2 separate regions of the Homo sapiens genome follow, and region 2 is linked to region 1. Evidence: read pairs that join two places in POLR2A ChIA-PET (ENCODE). Cell type or tissue: PC-3. All regions are shown on one strand. Each heading gives the region's core, and the rest is flanking DNA. Links, peaks and the distances in the headings are about the cores only.

Region 1 (5,356 bases), core at 357-5,356:
GAAAGAAAGAAATATGAAGGCCCATGTCAATGCCATGAATAAATCTTATTTTATTTAATATTTATTTAAAAGAATTCGCAATAAAAACACATCTTCATTGGTTTAGCGTTGTTGTAAAGGAATACCAGGGATGGGTTATTTATAAATAAAAAAGGTTTATTTGGCTCATGATTGTGATGTCGACAAAAGTTTGAGTTTGGGCGTCATCTGGCAAGGGCCGCAGGCTGCTTCCACTCGTGGCAGAAGGTGAACAGGCGCAGGTGTGTGTGGAGATTACATGGAGAGACAGGGAAAGAGAGGGAGAGAGAGGGAGGGAGAGGGAGCCAGTGCCAGGCTGTTTTTAGCAACCAACTCGCATGGGAACTAACAGAGCAAGAACTCACTCATTACCTTAAGGAGGGCGCCAAGCCATTCGTGAAGGACGCGCCCCCAGGACCCAAGCACCTCCCACCAGTTCCCACCTCCAACACTGGGGCTCAAGCTTCAACATGAGGTTTGGGGGACAAACAACCAAACTATAGCAAACACATTGAGAGCATGTCCAATAAGACGACTGAAGTTTGGGATAATGCTGCACCTTGGTCTGGGTTCTTAGTGCAGACTCTAATACAAGTGAGGTTCTAAAATTCACACACCCTCTGTCCATCCATCCCATCGCTGGGATATTCACTAGGATAAAATTGTGATTTATCATGAGCTTGAGCTAGAACAGCCAACACCTAGATTTCCTTAAATCTGTTTCTATTTCTTGCTCATTCCTCCTTTTCCATGCAAATTCTTATTTGTAGTAAGTAGCGCCACTCTTTTCCAGACCCCAGGTGTAATTAACTGTAGCAAAATGTGGTAAAAGACCGTATTTGTGGCTCTGAATATTAAAATCCAAAGGTGACCAGAAAATAATTGTTAACAGTTCTGGGTGGTTGTGCCAGAAAAATGACTCTGGCTCAGGAGGTGACATTTTTCAGACAGTGGTAAGGGAGGCTCGGTGATCCATTTGGTTCTGATGTTTAGGATAGGAGAGTGATCCTGGAGACTACATAGGATTTGGTTTTTTTTTTTTTTTTTTTTTTTAAAGTTCCATACCAAAATGTAGGCCTGTGGATGCTGATGGAACTCCAGGTAACACAGTGCCCAAAGTAGGCGTTTGTGTGCTTAGGTTACCACTGGGTCATAAAACAGCCACGTGGCAACTCCAGCCTTGGCTCGGGAGTTTGGTATAAGAGGAAAGTTGGTGGCTTTGCATTGGGTGCATGTTCATGTTTCGCCTGGATCATATCATTGTTCATCTTCCCCATTGAAGGCCCACCCCACAGGTAGTTTTTGCACTTTTTGATCTTGGCACCAGCAAAGCTGTTGCACGTGAGACACAAGCTTTAAGGTGGGAACCTGACGTAGGTCTTCAGTGGCCCAAATCAGGAAAGGAGTCGCTTCCCTGACCCGGGCACAGTTAAATAGATCCACAGCCCAGTGTGGACAACTTACTCTAGTTGACAACATGTGGTGGAGAAAAGGCCAAGGTTTCCTGAACAGCATATCTCTTCTAGAAAGAGCAATACTTCCTAAAAGTGCTGAGGTTGCCACAGTTGAAAAGTTCAGAAAAATGAAATTCAAGTGTAAATTTGTATGAAAGAGAGGGAGAAGGGTTCTTCCAGGAACCATTCAGAAAATGATGAGATAAATCACAGACTGAGAGAAAGTAGTTGCAGGACACATAATCTTCCAAGGACTTCTATCCAAAATATTTCAGAACTCTTACAAATCTCATAAACAAGCAAGCCATTAAAAATGGAAATTCAGAGGCTGAAGAGAGACAATCACTTGAAGACAGGAGTTAGAGACCAGCTTGGGCAACATAGTGAGACTCTATCTCTAAAAAAAGTTTTAAATAAAAGTTTAAAACAATTTTAATTTAAAAAATTGGAATCAGAAAATAGAAGAAGATATACATATGGCCAAAAAGCACATGAAAAGATCCTCAACATCATCATCAGAAAATGTTAATTACCATGTTAGGGTATCTTCATATCCACTAGAATGGCTAAAATTGAGAAGATCAGTGTATTAAGTGCTGACAAAGATATGGAGCAACTGAAACTCTTTTTTTTTTTCCAGACAGGGTCTCGCTCTGTTGCCCAGGCTACAGTGCAATGGCACAATCATGGATCACTGCAGTCTCAACCTCCTAGGCTCAAGCAATCTTCCCACATCAGCCTCCTGAGTAGCTGGGACCACAGGTGCGCACCACCAGACCCCACTGATTTTATTATTTTTACTTTTACGGAATCAGGGTCTCTGTATGTTGCCAGGACTGGCTAAAACTCTTACATCTTGCTGGTAGGAATAGAAAATGGTACCCCCATATTGAAAAACAGATTGGCCACTTCTTATAAACATAGACTTACAATACCGTTCATGTGTTCCATTTCTAGACATAGTAATAAAAACATGTTTGCATAAAAAGACTTGTATGCAAATATTCACAGAAGCTTAATTCACAAAAACCAACACTTGGGGGTTAAAAATAAAATTGCCCAGATGTCCATCAACAGGTGAATGGAAAAACCGTGGAATGTTCATACAATAGAAACTCTACCGCTCAGCCGTAAAAAAATGAACTTGACACACACCCACATATGATGACTCTCAGAAACATCACTCTGAGGGCAAAATAAGCTGGACACAAAAGAATTCATGCCGTATGACAACATTGACATGAAGTTCTAGAGTTGGCGGAACTAATCTCTGGTGATAGAAATCAGATAAGTCGTTGCCTGGGGCAGGGGTTTGGAGGGAAAATTGCAAAGAGCACAGGAGAACCTTATGTGGAAATGTTCCATGTCTTGATTGGCATGGTGGTTACGCGGTTGTACATATTAGTCAAAATTCACTGAAGCATACACTTAAAATGTGTGCATTTTATTGCATGTAGCTATACCTCCACAAAGACGGTTAACTCACACACAAAGAACTTCTTCAGAATTAGTCACCTGTGGACTACTCTGTCACGCATTGGCAGGTCTTCATGTGGCTGTCACAGAAATCGGTTCCAAGATTTAGCAACCACACAACCATAATAACACTGAACAGGACTCATTTTTATTGGGTTTTGATATACTCATCTTGGAAGTCAGGAAGTTACTTTGAATTTTCAACAGATTCTGAATTTAACCTCAAAAATACTTTTAAGCGTAACTTTGTATTTTCCATGCAGTGGTGCTATGCCTTGGAGAAACTACTGATTTGGTGTCAGTTCCCCAGAAAAGAGCATTTTAAAAAGAGAAAGACAGCCTGATCAACATAGTGAGACCCCATCTCTACAAAATATTTTTTTAAAATTAGCTGGGCATGGTAGTTCACGTCTATAATCTCAGCTACCAGGGAGTCTGAGGCAGGAGAATCTTTTCATCCCAGGAATTTGAGGCTGCACTGAGCTACAACAGTGCCACTGCACTCCAGCCTAGCGACAGAGCAAGACTGTCTCAAAAAAAAAAAATCAGTAAAAACAAAAGAAGAAAAATGTAAGGTATTGCATTACAGAGCTGTGCATGATCAACTTTTTGCTTCAGTTTACATAGCATTTTCTATTTGAAACAATGCTTTGAAAATATCTACAAATGCCAGGTTATCAGTCTGTCATAATTTTTTTTAAAAAAGAAAGAGCTAAGAACACTCAATTCTCTTGATCATGATCCAGCCAAATCAGGCTCACACATATCCTGCCGTGTGTTCAACTTCCTTCTGTTCCTGCCCTTTCACCACCAAACAAGAAGGTAGTCAATCCAGAAAGGGTGTATCATGTTTTTTAGGAATCTCATCTTATTTTTTCACCAACCCTCACAAATCACTCCAAAGGTAAATATGACAGGGAATTACAGAAAGGTAGTTGTGAAAAGGTAAGTATGGCCAGGAAATTCCAAGGTGGCCTGAGAGACAACTGGGCTGTGGCTGTGACTCAGCTCCAGTTGCAGAAGTACCTGTTTTACTCTGTGGAGGATGTGTCTGTGCTGTGTGAACAGTGCCATCCCCCTTCCCTTCTCTTCTAGGCACTACCCCCACCAGGAAGCCCATCAGACAATGGCCCAAGCACATTCCGATGGACAAGTTTGAGGCTCAACAAATTCATTGTCAACAACTAGGAAGATGGAATAAAAATCAGATGTCCAAGTCTAGATTGGCGAGTTGAAATAAAAACAATCCTATTACACATCACCCAATGAAAAAAAATTACCCAAGCCATGGTCTACCCAGCATTTTTGTTCATTGTGCGAGGTGTTTGGCAAAGTGTACCAAGATTTTTAAAAATTCCTATCAATTTACCAACTACTTCCTCTTCTAGTAATTTATCCTAAGTAAATCAGTAGAGATTTACTTAGGTTCATGTACAAAATATCCTATGCAGAATATTGTCTATTGACAGTATCCCAACTATCCGACAATATGGATAATTGTAAAATAAATTATACCAATAAGATAAAATACTATTCATGCAAAACTAAATGTGTGGTCTTCCCCTCTGAACCTGTCCTCCCCAATGCATGGCAATAAAGTATAGTGCGTACACTGTAGTTCTGAAGTTAGACTGACTACACGCAAATCCTGGCTTTGGAACATTCTAACTGTGTGACACTGGACATTTACTTAACTTACCTAAGCCTCGGTTTTCTCTTGTGAAAATAATAAGGCTACCAGAGAATTCAGTAAAATAATTAATGAAAAATGCTGACACATAATAAAGGCTCAATAAATGTTCCATGGTGAACAGCTCTATGAAAACCTATTTCCAAAGTCCAAAGAAGCTGAGGGGACAAAGAAAAAGGCTGACACATCCGATTTCTCAGTAAGAAATGTTTAACAGGGACTTGCAAACAGAAGCCCTGTCCCCAGAGGCTGTGGGATGAGTTGGTGGATTTCTGAGCCATTACCCTGCAGACCCAGAGCTTATGTACCACAGGTGAGGAATGTGTAAGACAGGCGAAGTGGACCCCTGAGAGACAGGTAAGAATTCTATTTGAATCTGCCTAAAGGCAGGATTTCTGATCAAGATCATTTTGACCTAAGAGCAGGATTTACAGTAACAGTAAAGTAGAGATCTCAGAGGCATTCCCAGAACACAGGTTAATCGGAAGTCCACATAGCTGATTCGCATCCAAGATGGAGTAGCTTTAGCCTCCACAGAGTTGCTGCTGGTAACTTTGGTTACACACAGAAATCACCTGGGATACTTTAAAAATACTGCTGCTTGGCTTCCATACCCAGAAATTCTGATGTAACTTGTCTGAGATGGAGACTCAGCATCCAGATCTGTCAAAGCTCCTCTAGTAGGTTCTGATTCTAGTCATGAGAGAGTCACTCACTT
Region 2 (5,383 bases), core at 159-5,158, 72 kb after region 1:
CTTGGCATCTGAGAAAACAGCGGAAGCAGGGAGGTCCCTCTGCCCTTCTGCTCTCTCCTCCCCTAAAGCAAGCCATAAAAGAATTTTCTGCCCTTCCCATGAAGCAGGGCATAAGACCCTCATTCCAGAGGTGCCCTCCCTACACCCAGAGAAAAACAATCTCCTTGTCTCTGAAGACACAGGGAAGAATCTGAACAAACAGGCCTTGCCAACTTCCCTCCAGTTTCATGCCAGCTAGATCGTACCCCTTTGTCCTGTCATACCTCTGAAAGACTGTCCATTCTTTATCAAACCTAAGCATAAAAATACAGAGGTTTCCCTGTGTCTTGGGGTCTACACTTTCTTATGAAGGCTGCTGTGTCATGTAAAACTTACAATAAATACATCTGTATGTTTCTCTCTTGTTCATCTGTCTTTTGTTATAGGGCCCTCAGCCATGAAACTTTCCGTAGGTGAAGAAAAGATTTTACTTGTTCTCCCTTACAAAAACCACCAGCAAGATTTAAGGATGAGAAAAGGCTGCTGGAAAATACGATAAATCTTGATAACTCTGGAAAGTTGGAAAGCGGGTGAGGAATATATGGGAGTTTCTTGTACTTTCTAATTTTGAATAGCCTGGAAATTCTCATAATAAAAAAGTCTGCCAACGATATGGGGGTGGATTCTACAAACAAAACACACAACAGCACCCCAGGCAAACTGTTAAAAACATCGGTAGCTATCATCAACATTTATTTTCCCTATCTGCTTTGACCATCAGATCAACAGATCTTTAAGGAAAAATCTCATCCTCGTGAAATGAACAAACACGTTACATCCATAATTCCCAAAAGGCTTCTTGAGAATCCATTTCTAATTGGAGGTCCTTTTGAAAAAGATCTCCATTTCCAAAAATCCAAAACTACATTAATCGGGGTAGGGGAGTGGGATAAAGATGCAAATTTGGATTAAATGCTGCAGATAACGACCGCTCTGAGATTCTAATTACAAAGCTAGAGTGAGAGTGAGATGACACCTTCAAACATCCAGCGCTGGTCCACAGGCGAGGTGTTCCCTGCCACATGAGGATGAAGAGGACACCGCCCTGCTGTGTGGATGGAAGCACACCAGGTGGAAGACGCAAGAGCTGCTCTGACACTTTGGAAATACTAGAGCTGTCCTTCCCCTCCTGACATCTGCACCTCTGGGATCACACCAGGGGTCACTCCTAACCAAGGTCTCTGCTCACCTAGGGGCAACAGGTGCTGTAGGGGAGGAGGTAGGGCCTCCCAACGTTCCCCAGTGACTTCAGGAGAATGACTCTCAGTGTGGTGCAATAACCACCCATTAGAATCAACGGCGTGTCTTGTTAAAAATGCAAATTATTGGGCTTCCATCCCGGACCTGCTGAATCAGAGTCTCTGGGGGTGGGTTCCAGGCATCTGCAGTTCTAACAAGCATCCCTGATGATTCCTGTTCCCACTAAAGTTTGGGAACCACTATTCTGAGGTGTGTGTCCAAAGCGGGGGTCCTTAATGCTCTCAGTGCAGTGTGCCACCAAATGCATCCTCAAGGGTTTCCTCTCCATCCCAGCTACTCAGGGATAAACAAGGTGCCCTGACGGGAAATGGGAAGTATATTAGCACTGCAGCCATCTCATGGTCTCTAACCACCTGACCAATTTCACTAAAATGTTAAATTTACACATCATATTAGGTCATGAATACAGTATAAACACGAGCAGATAACAAGAAATGTGCAAATGTGAAATTCAATGCTGAAGTACTGCTAGAAATTATATCAGAACCACCCTTCAAAAATAAATGTTTTCAAGTTTAATTGAATAATACTAATAGTTAATATCTAATATATTGAAATCAGCTGTGTAAATAGTGTGACATGAATTTTGCATCTATATCATCTACAAGATTTTTGAAGTTTTATTCTAAGGGTAGGGAGTCCATTTTGGATTTGTTTATGCTTTTCAAAAATATAATCAAACCATGTGAATCTTTTTAAAGAAACAAAAGTTCGCATGAGCACCACATCTCAAAGACAGAAAAAAAAAATCAGTCATTTAAGAACTGTAAAGCCCATTGTGTTAACTCCCCTTATCAAAAGGGGAAAAAGAGCTACAGTAGCTGGCTCATTGTATTGAGTCATTCCTGGATCAGTTAAGCCTGCAAGTTGGGTTAAGTTTAAATGGAGCCTTGTAGCAAAGCCAGAGACGAAGAATGATGCAGATCCTGTGTAAGCTAATAAAAGAGTCTCCATGAATAGCCTTATTGTAATCCTGTCATGCAGATTCTCCCTTGAAATTCTATGCCTTTCTTCAGATCATTTGATTATCAAAGAGGCAAGAAAACCTGAACCAGAGGAAACTCAAATCTGTTACAATTATGTAAGAGTTTTTAATGGCACATTTGCTTGAAGTTTTGTTGCTGTAGTTGTTGCTGTTTTTAAGAGTGACCCAATTGTGTTGGATGTGCTGGGCTGGGGTTATAAGGATGCTGTCCATGTCACAACTGAGTTTATTTCCTTGCTATTATTCATTCAGATACCCCTGGTCTGAAAAAGGGAGTCTGACAAATTTATCAGCACCTTCCTCACTTGCAGTTGGTTACAAAGCTCAGAGAAGCTGCAGTCATTCTCTTTGCCCTAAAGGGACTGGGAGGACAGGCAGGGAAGAATGTCAGTGAGACAGCTGAGAAGGCACCTGCACTCCCTCTCCAACCCAGAGAGATGCAACCCATGCACTCTCAACTCTGTCTTTCAGGGGCCCTTTCTAGAGACAGGCACCAAATGTGAAGCACTAGCAAAAATTCTACCACTACTAAAGGTAATCAGCTTGACTTTGCTTAATTAAAGGTTGACAGCATCTTTCAAAGCACTGACTTTTGTTTGTTTGGGTTTTGTTTGTTTTGAGGCAGGGGAGGGAGACACAACTCATGACAAATAATATTCTCATGCACAACCACCATCGGCATGCCCTGATTTTGACAAATAAAACTCTGGGGAGAGGTAAAGCACAATACAACTTCCTAGTTCTCACAACTGTTCTGTCAGAAGGATCACCCTCTTCCTTAGACTGATCACTGGCTCAGGCAGTATCAGCAGCTGACAGGTGAGGCAGAGTTTAGACACTGGTGTTTCCCTGCCTTTCCTGAAGGGAAGAAACGACATGATGCTATTCCAGGCATTACTTTTAGTGCTCTCTAACTTGTATTTTTAAAGTAAATCATTTATAAACTTCAGTGTTTTATGGTTAGTAAAAGTTACCTGTGTGGTTAATTCAACTCATTAGGGCCCTGATGTGGAAAACTGGCACAGCCCCAGCAAGTCTGCTAACTGGACCACTCCCAGGGGAAGGGTGTGCTGGGTAAGTACTCACTTCTGAAGTTTAGCCACTTGCTTATGCAACATACATTTTCCAAAACATACATTTTCATGGTGAAAAAAAAATTCTGTCAAGTTTGTTATTGTTGTTTTTAAATCCACCCAGGCATTTTATTATTTTTATTTTTTGTTTTTATTTTTTGAGATGGAGTCTCACTCTGTTGCCCAGGCTGGAGTACAATGGCATGATCTCAGCTCACTGCAACTTCCATCTCCTATGTCAAGCGAGTCTCCTGCCTCAGCCTTCCAAGTAGCTGGGACTACAGGCCTGCACCACCACACCCGGCTAATTTTTGTATTTTTAGTAGAGACAGGGCTTCATCATGTTGGCCAAGCTAGTCTCGAACTCCTGACCTCAGGTGATCTGCCCACCTCAGCCTCCCAAAGTGCTGGGATTACAGGTGTAAGCCACCACACCTGGCCAACCCAGGCATTTTAAATAGGCATCCTGTTGCTAGAAAATCTGTATTGGCTAGTGCAAGATATCTGGAAGCAGCTTTCAACGTGCTTTACAGAAAGAAAAAACAAATTAGAAGACTTCAATACTTAGAGTACTTTACATGCAAAGAAGATCTATTAGATAATTTTAAGAGGAAAAGACATGGTAAGAAAGGAAATATGAATTAGAATCCTACTGCAATCATAGCAAAAGGAAATCCACTCTCAGGCTGAAGATGGAGGCGTTCTACATTATAAACTCTGTTAGCACTAGTTACATCTCTGGCTTTAATCTGCCTAATTAACACCCCAGTTTCTCTTCACCATTTCTCCCAGGAGTACAATCTTTAAAATCTGTCAGATTAATAGACTGCTGTGACAACACTTTTTAGGAGGTGGACACCATAATTATTTACATTTTTAAAAAAAGAATCTTTTTGCTCTAGAATAAATAATGTGTTAAGTAAAAGGGGAAAGAGCACATCTATTTTCAACATTACAGGCAACTAACTGCACTATGCTCTAACCAGGAGCTTGTTTTTTCCTTAAAAATCAAAATAAAGGGTTTAATTTTTAATTAAATAAAAGCATATTACCAATCCTAAACAGTTCTGCCATAATTGAGAAGAAATTATACCCAATCGAGAGAGATCTTTCCAAAGTAAAAATCAGTGTAGACTGAGTTTAAGAATGTGACTTCCTGGGGCTTAGGTGTTCCAGTTACAAGGATTATTGTTGTTTGCTTTAAAGAGCAGTCCTTTCTCCAGGTGACCGCAGAGAACCCAGAGGGGGCCACCGTGGCACAGGCATCGGTTGCTGTCCTGATTATGTGTCCGTCCCATCCTCATTCCAATGATGTTTTTGTACCGTTTGTGAAATCATTTCTTTAGAATTGTGTTAAAATGCTTGACATGAAAAAATAATACAACTGAAAATATTCCATTTAATCCTGCAATTATATAGTTTTACTGCATTTCTAGTATTTCTCATAAGGAACAAGTGAGAGTTTTGAATACAAATGTTTTTGGGGATGGAGTCTTGCTCTATCACCCAGGCTGGAGTGCAGTGGTGCGATCTCGGCTCACTGCAACCTCTGCCTCTCAGGTTCAAGCGATTCTCCTGACTCAGCCTCCAGAGTAGCTGGGATTACAGGTGCGCAGCACCATGCTCAGCTAATTTTTTGTATTTTTAGTAGAGACGGGGTTTCAGCATGTTGGCCAGGCTGGTCTTGAACTCCTGACCTCAAGTGATCCACCCGCCTCAGCTTCCCAAAGTGCCAGAATTACAGGAGTGAGCCTGTAACAAATCCTTTTTTATTTTTAACAAAGTGCTGGGAATAGCACGAAACATAAAATTGGAGACCCTTTAAGTAAAGAGTGAGTTTTAAAGAAGAAAAATGGAACATAAAAAAGTTTATGTGAAGGACATCAGTAACTCACAGTAGCATTTTCATTTTTGAAAATTCAGGTTTATTTCCAAGATCCAGGTAGTGGGGAACCCAGAGATATAAGGCTTACACTTGGCACCACTTTTACCTATGAGGTAACTGTTTATTTCAAAAGCACAGACA

What was found. Peaks named below come from ENCODE experiments on the same cell type or tissue, not always from the same donor. Only the 100,000 strongest peaks of a DNase experiment are listed, where the experiment ranks them.
Region 2: POLR2A ChIA-PET joins it to region 1 with 5 read pairs; 1 of 35 experiments calls an interaction of 5 or more read pairs at or near these places.

The regions. Positions count from the first base shown.
Region 1 is chr13:20,367,273-20,372,628 of GRCh38, forward strand. No RefSeq gene overlaps it. Among named protein-coding and RNA genes, the nearest start is that of MIR4499, 64 kb to the right of the region's middle. In PC-3, for the core only: no CTCF peak of the experiment used is centred there; DNase peaks (open chromatin) are centred at 2,809 and 3,929; H3K4me3 peaks cover 1,323 bases; H3K27ac peaks cover 3,331 bases.
Region 2 is chr13:20,439,895-20,445,277 of GRCh38, forward strand. All of the region lies in intron 3 of CRYL1 (crystallin lambda 1), which reads right to left. Among named protein-coding and RNA genes, the nearest start is that of MIR4499, 8.7 kb to the left of the region's middle. In PC-3, for the core only: no CTCF peak of the experiment used is centred there; a DNase peak (open chromatin) is centred at 2,197; H3K4me3 peaks cover 886 bases; H3K27ac peaks cover 3,388 bases.